Linked DNA regions of Mus musculus: region 2 is linked to region 1. Evidence: chromatin loops called from intact Hi-C (ENCODE). Cell type or tissue: heart. All regions are shown on one strand. Links, peaks and the distances in the headings refer to the core of each region. The heading gives the core; the rest is flanking DNA. Region 1 holds the start of Ostc (oligosaccharyltransferase complex subunit (non-catalytic)). Region 2 holds the start of Casp6 (caspase 6).

Evidence for each region. A loop is a pair of places that touch in the nucleus more often than their neighbours do. Peaks named below come from ENCODE experiments on the same cell type or tissue, not always from the same donor. Only the 100,000 strongest peaks of a DNase experiment are listed, where the experiment ranks them.
Region 2: a loop joins it to region 1, with 2.5 times the contacts of the local background. A loop is called at or near these places in 9 of 42 quality-filtered maps.

The regions. Positions count from the first base shown.
Region 1 is chr3:130,708,471-130,711,379 of GRCm38, reverse strand. Ostc (oligosaccharyltransferase complex subunit (non-catalytic)) reads left to right here and starts at 1,936. Exons shown (of 4, transcript NM_025509.3): 1 at 1,936-2,143. The coding sequence starts at 2,005. In heart, for the core only: no CTCF peak of the experiment used is centred there; DNase peaks (open chromatin) are centred at 1,669 and 1,969; H3K4me3 peaks cover 1,791 bases; H3K27ac peaks cover 1,668 bases.
Region 2 is chr3:129,900,299-129,903,207 of GRCm38, reverse strand. Casp6 (caspase 6) reads right to left here and starts at 1,793. Exons shown (of 7, transcript NM_009811.4): 1 at 1,702-1,793. Gm46825 (a long non-coding RNA gene) reads left to right here and starts at 1,777. Exons shown (of 3, transcript XR_001783989.2): 1 at 1,777-1,891. In heart, for the core only: no CTCF peak of the experiment used is centred there; a DNase peak (open chromatin) is centred at 1,787; H3K4me3 peaks cover 1,871 bases; H3K27ac peaks cover 1,624 bases.

The DNA of each region.
Region 1 (2,909 bases), core at 266-2,765:
AAGTAACTGCCATGTTATAACTGGGAACTCTTTAAACTTTTCGAACATAGAATATAACATATTGAACATGCATATTACATACAAACGTTGTTCGTATGTAATTGGTAGTATTTTGGAAAAGGCATAGTCTACAGTTTTATCACACACACGTTTGTTTTTATGTTCCTTTAGACTTTCGTCAGTGCACGATGCCTGAAAAATGCACACATGAATGAGTCAGTTCTCCACGGGCCTCTTTTTCACTCCCGCTATTCTTCATTTCAGACCTGCCCTGAGCATCTCTCCATTTCAGGAAAAATGAACTTCTTTGGCATCACATGTGCTGGTTCCCCAGTATCTCACTATATTGATGCTTCACCAGATATTTATTTAATCTACCCATTTTCAATTTAGTATTTTAAAGTTTTAGAAATAATGACCGTAGTTTAAAAAAAATACTGTCTCTTAAAACTAATGATGTTTCTTCTAATTAAAAACGTTTCAGAGTTTTAACTCAGCCTAGCATATTTGTAGCACTAATTTTGATCCTGGCACCTTTTTAAAAAAGAGAGAGAGAGAAAAAAAAGAAAACCAAAATAATTATGCAGTGAGAAGGATCTGGGCAATGTTACTCCAGCTTTTTATTTATTTATTTTTTTAATGGTTTTTTGAGACAGGGTTTCTCTGTATAGCCTCAGCTGTCCTGGAACTCACTCTGTAGACCAGGCTGTCCTCAAACTCAGAAATCTGTCTGCCTCTGCCTCCCAAGTGCTGGGATTAAAGGTGTGTGCCACCACTGCCCGGCGGTACTCCAGCTTTGTGAGTTAATGAAATACAAGCATGGTATGACACAGCTTGACATGATATCCATATTGTATGTTTTTGAAAAAAAATATATTCATCGCCAGTTCACACTTCATATTTCTGTTGCTTATAGTAAAACTAACAGTAGATGATTTTAGTTCCTTAACTCCTGCTGTGGCTCAAATTTTAAAATCTGAATGGTCCAAGCCACTAACATTTCTACCCCCATTGGCTTGTTATGTTGCTTAAGCTTTTTATCATAGGATACGGGAACGATAAGAGGCACTGCAGCGGAGCTTCTGTATTCCAAAAACATTTCCCCCCTCCTTGCTGTTTTATAATAGCCCGTTATTTCCTTGATTGATCAGGATTACTGTCTCTAGCTAGTAAAGTCCTTTCTTATTTACATTTGATACCTTGGCAGGAAGACACCTGAAGTAGCCAGGTGGCAGGATTTTCCGTTCCAATTTTAGTATTTATGGTGCTGAAGCCGGCGCCCTACTAAGCAGGTAATTAAGGTGAGAAACCAGAATGACTTCAAGATTTTTGGCCTGGGTGATTTTTACTAACTCAGGCGTGACTGAAAATGGTTTAAAGTAATATTTGTTCTGTCACAGTTTGTGGTTGACATGGACTGTGTGGGTTTTATTCATTTATTATTATTATTTTTTATAAAGCCCATACTACTTTGGCAATTACTGCCAATTAGCGTCGCTATACAGCATGAAGAAAAAGCTCAGCGAATTAGAGCTTTTTAAAGCCCCGAGGGGAGACCTCCAATACTAAAAGGGAGCACACATCTAAACTTTCATTCATCCTCCAGCTCTATGAACTTAAGAGTTTCCAGCAGCCAATCAGCTCTCAAGTAGGTGGCGTCAGCAAGTGGGCGGGGCAGTGGGGATGCTAATCTCTCCGCTTCTGTGGCTTGGCCACGTAGGACGCCTTGCAGGTCCTGGAAGGTATATAATAAACAATGATCTCTCAGTAAGAAAAAAGCTTCTAACCCACACTCAAGCCTAAAAACGACCATTATTATTTATTTTTAAATATGTATATTATTTATCAGGTTAGTGCAATTTCTTTCTTTCTACAGTGAATATCTTGTCTCCTTCTGACTTCTACAGACCTGTGGTCCTCGGCTTACGCATGCGCAGTAGGCGGGCGTGTTTCCGGGCGGTGCGGGAGGCTGGAGGCCAGAGGGCTGGCCCTACCGCCGGGGACATGGAGACTCTGTACCGAGTCCCATTCTTAGTGCTCGAATGCCCCAACCTGAAGCTGAAGAAACCGCCCTGGGTGCACATGCCGTCGGCTATGACGGTGTACGCCCTGGTAGTGGTATCTTACTTCCTCATTACCGGAGGTAACTCGGCCGTGATGGGTCGGGTGGGCGCGCAGGCTGCTCGCTCCGGAGGCGCGTGGCCCCCGAGCCGGGCCCCGTAGGCTCACGCCTTTCACTGGAAAGAGATGGTCTCCTCTCTGCCCGCTTTTTCCTTCGAGCGCTGAGTTGGATATAATTGTCAAGTCCAGCTAGTTGTTATTTCTTGCTGTGCATTGTTTGACCAGGGTCTTGGGAACATCATTTTTGAATCACTGTGTTTCCTTGGTTGGTCGAGAGAGTGTGGGACTTTTATTAAACTAATCGTGAGGACCCTGAAATCGTGGAAGAGATCTGATAACCTTTGAGTTTGTTAGTTCAGACCCCAGGGGCTTGGATTGCTTTATGTCAAATCACAGGAATGAGAAGGGAACTTACCGAAGCCACGGTTTTTTTGAGAAATACGTGAGATTGGAATTGAGGCTTGCAAAAAGATGGTGTATCTCAGAGGGCAGAAAATGGGACTCAGAAAATAGAAGGGAAGCAGTGCTTTTTAGATATCTGTCACCAAATCCCTTAAGTGGAAAATGCAGAGGGGTGTGGCTTTGCCTATTGGTGAGTTGGCAGTCCGTCTGCAGGCTCTAGAGCACCCTTTGGAGCGACAGTTCCAGGATGTATCCAGGACTGGGCTTCAGGAATTTAGGAAGTAGTGTACTACTTAATTCAGAAAATTAAAAAGATTTTTGGTTAGCAAAAGTGGTTCAACTTTTTTTAGGGTGTGTGTAGACATATTGCTATTGCTTAACTGCTT
Region 2 (2,909 bases), core at 312-2,811, 810 kb after region 1:
TACTGGCTTGCTCAGCCTGCTTTCTTTTAGAGAGAACCCTGGACCACAAGCCCAGTGATGGCCGAACCACAGTGGGCTGGGCCCTCCCACACTGATCACTAACTAAGAGAAAGCCTTACAGGCTTGCCTACAGCCTGATCTTATTGGGCACTTTCTTAACTGAGGCTCCCTCTTCCCAGATGACTTTAGTTTGTGTCAAGTTGACATAAGACTACCCAGCACAACACGGATGCAGGCTTCTCAAGAGAGTCTTGCCTTAGCAAGGGTTCAAAAGCAACGTACCCCAGACTGGCCTCAAATTCACATTCCTTTTGCCGCAGTCTTCAGAGCCTGGCTCACAGCAAAGCAGCTTCAAAGCGTATATGGCACAGCATTTCCCCAAGAGCTGTTCTGTGTTATCTACGCTGACCTTGAACCTGAGACTTTCCGGCCTTGGCCTCTTTTGTAGCAGAGATTAAGATAGCCTATAGGAGGGTTAGAAATGTGTGGTCTCCTCTGTTCTGGTTCTCAAAACTGTACACAGCATTAATCGTCAGTCTTGGCCATGTCTCACTTCTCCTTTACTGTTCGACCCTACAGTAAGCATGGCCTCTGAGCTCCTTAGTTTAATTTGTATAAAATCACTCACCTCTTTTTCTCTTTATGGTACCCTCCAGATAAAGCTATCAGCCACTGTAATTGATTGCATGGGACGGTAGATACTTTATCTTACTACTTCCAAAGCTCAAGAACACAGAACAGGGCCAGTCCTGCCTAAGGTCGGAACCGAAAGCCCGGCACTGGTGGATTACAAAGTCTGTACTACATGTCACCAGGCATTCCACTAAAGGTCACTTTCCAAACTAGTGACCTTCATGAGAATCTACCCATATTCCCTGTCAACCATCTACTTAATAACCTGTAAGAAGTAACTCACCTCCCTAGAACATACTCTGGAAAGGGCACATACACATAGAACTGAACAGGAGAGGAAAGGAATCAAACAAAAGGGTGAGCGGCACGGTGCCCTCCCCCAACCTGGCTTCCCACCCCTCACTACTCATCCCTAAACTGGAGATGACCACTAGACCCTGTGTGTCCAATAGGACCACTCCTGGTAGGACCATGGGGACTTTTACAGTTTTCCTCTGGAATAAGGACAGAAGTTCTGAAATAAAGGCCGTCTCTGATAGACCTTAAAGATTTTTCAGGCTTGACGTCGGTTTTGATAGGCGACAGGAAGCCTGTTCTGAGGGAAGCAAGAACTAGCAGTTTATCACTGTGTGGAGAAAAGTTATTTGGGGCTAACGCGTAGACAGCAACAGGTTTGCTGGCTGCAGAAGACACTGTGGCGGAGGTGCTCGCCCAGGTCTGGCCTTGGTTAGGGGTCTTGAGCCCGGTTACCGCAGGCCTGTGCCCCAAGCCTTGGTCCGCCTCCTCTTCCCACTTTTCAGACAGACGCGAGCAACAAAAACAGGATTCAACTTGCAGAGCCAAGTTCTCCACTACACAGTGCAAGCGCCGCCCTCTAAAGTTTAAACAGCCGGGAAGCAGCGGACGTGAGGACAAAAGCGCTCGGCGGGGTTAGCCTGAGCAAAATACCGCTGCTACGTCCTTCACTGCACAGCGCCGCAAGCCCACTTCTGTCAGTCCTAGCAGTCCCCGGAGGCCACCACCCTTCTCTGCCCCGTGCCCCACGCACGCACGGGTGTCCGCACTTACCTGCCCGCGAGCTCCCACCGGTGTCCTAGCCCTGAGGCCTCCGCTCGTCCACCCGTTTCCTGCCAGCCCCGCCCCGCCTCCTGCCCCGCCCCAGGATCCGCCTCTGCCTCCCCAAGCAACTGGGCCCTTTGTCACCCAGGCAACGCCAGGACGCCACTGCGTCTTCCTCCTGCACAGAGCCTGGCTGTGTGTAAGCATATGTGTATGTGTAAGTGTTGGGGAAGAGGGCACTGCCCGGGGAGCAAGTAGGGCAACTTCACGTCCAGGGTGGTGAACTCAGTGTTGCCGTCCCCGCCCGACAATCGCTCTTCGCCACTTCATCTAGTGCTCAGTTTAGTGTAGAGAGCTTACTCTACAGTCAGAGGGCTTTTTTCCTCATGTTTTTGTTGTTGTTGTTGCTGCTGCTGTTTGGACAGGGCTTTAGACAAAACAAAACGGAGGCAACTCCTGGACTTTCTTCCCACCCCCCAACCCCCTCTCCTCCCTCCTTCCTTCCCTGAGTCTCCTGTAGCTGAGGTCCTGACCTTGATCCTTCAGCCCCCACACTCAGTGCTGTGATAACTGTCTTTGTGCCACTGCACCCAGGACTCTCGCATGCTAGCCTAGCACTCTACCAATTCCTGGATGTTTAAGTCTGGCTTATAAAAGTAGGGGTAGTTTGGCAGTGCATGCATAAATTCTAAGAACGACAGTCTATCTGTAGGTGATGGTGACCATGGCCTTTCCTGTCATATTGTGCCTACTGTGTGCCACCTTGTCATTTAAAAGCAAGCAACTATAGATGATAAAAATTATGTTAAGGTGTTACCAGCTGACTGAGGAGTCTTTTATTACACTACTTAATCATGCGTATATGTGTAGGAAGTGTGTGTGTGTGCATGTGTGTAGGAAGTGTGTGTGTGTGCATGTGTGTACATAAGGGAGGTTCTTTAACAGGGCAGGGCGGGCTCACACATGCGTAGTCTCATGCCTGCTGCAGCAGGCTTTGGGCATCTGCAGGTATCTTTGCACAGCCTTTGGCCTTCACTAGTCTCAATGTCACCATTTCTATTAAAATAAGACAGTGGAAGTCTTGCTGTGTCTTGCTTACTGAATAAACCTTTTTCCTTGCCCCGAAAACATGTCCGAAATTAATTGGGCCCCTCTTGATGGCAAGTAAAGAGGGTTAGGCTTAGTAATATTCAATTGTCTTAATAATGATTTTCTCT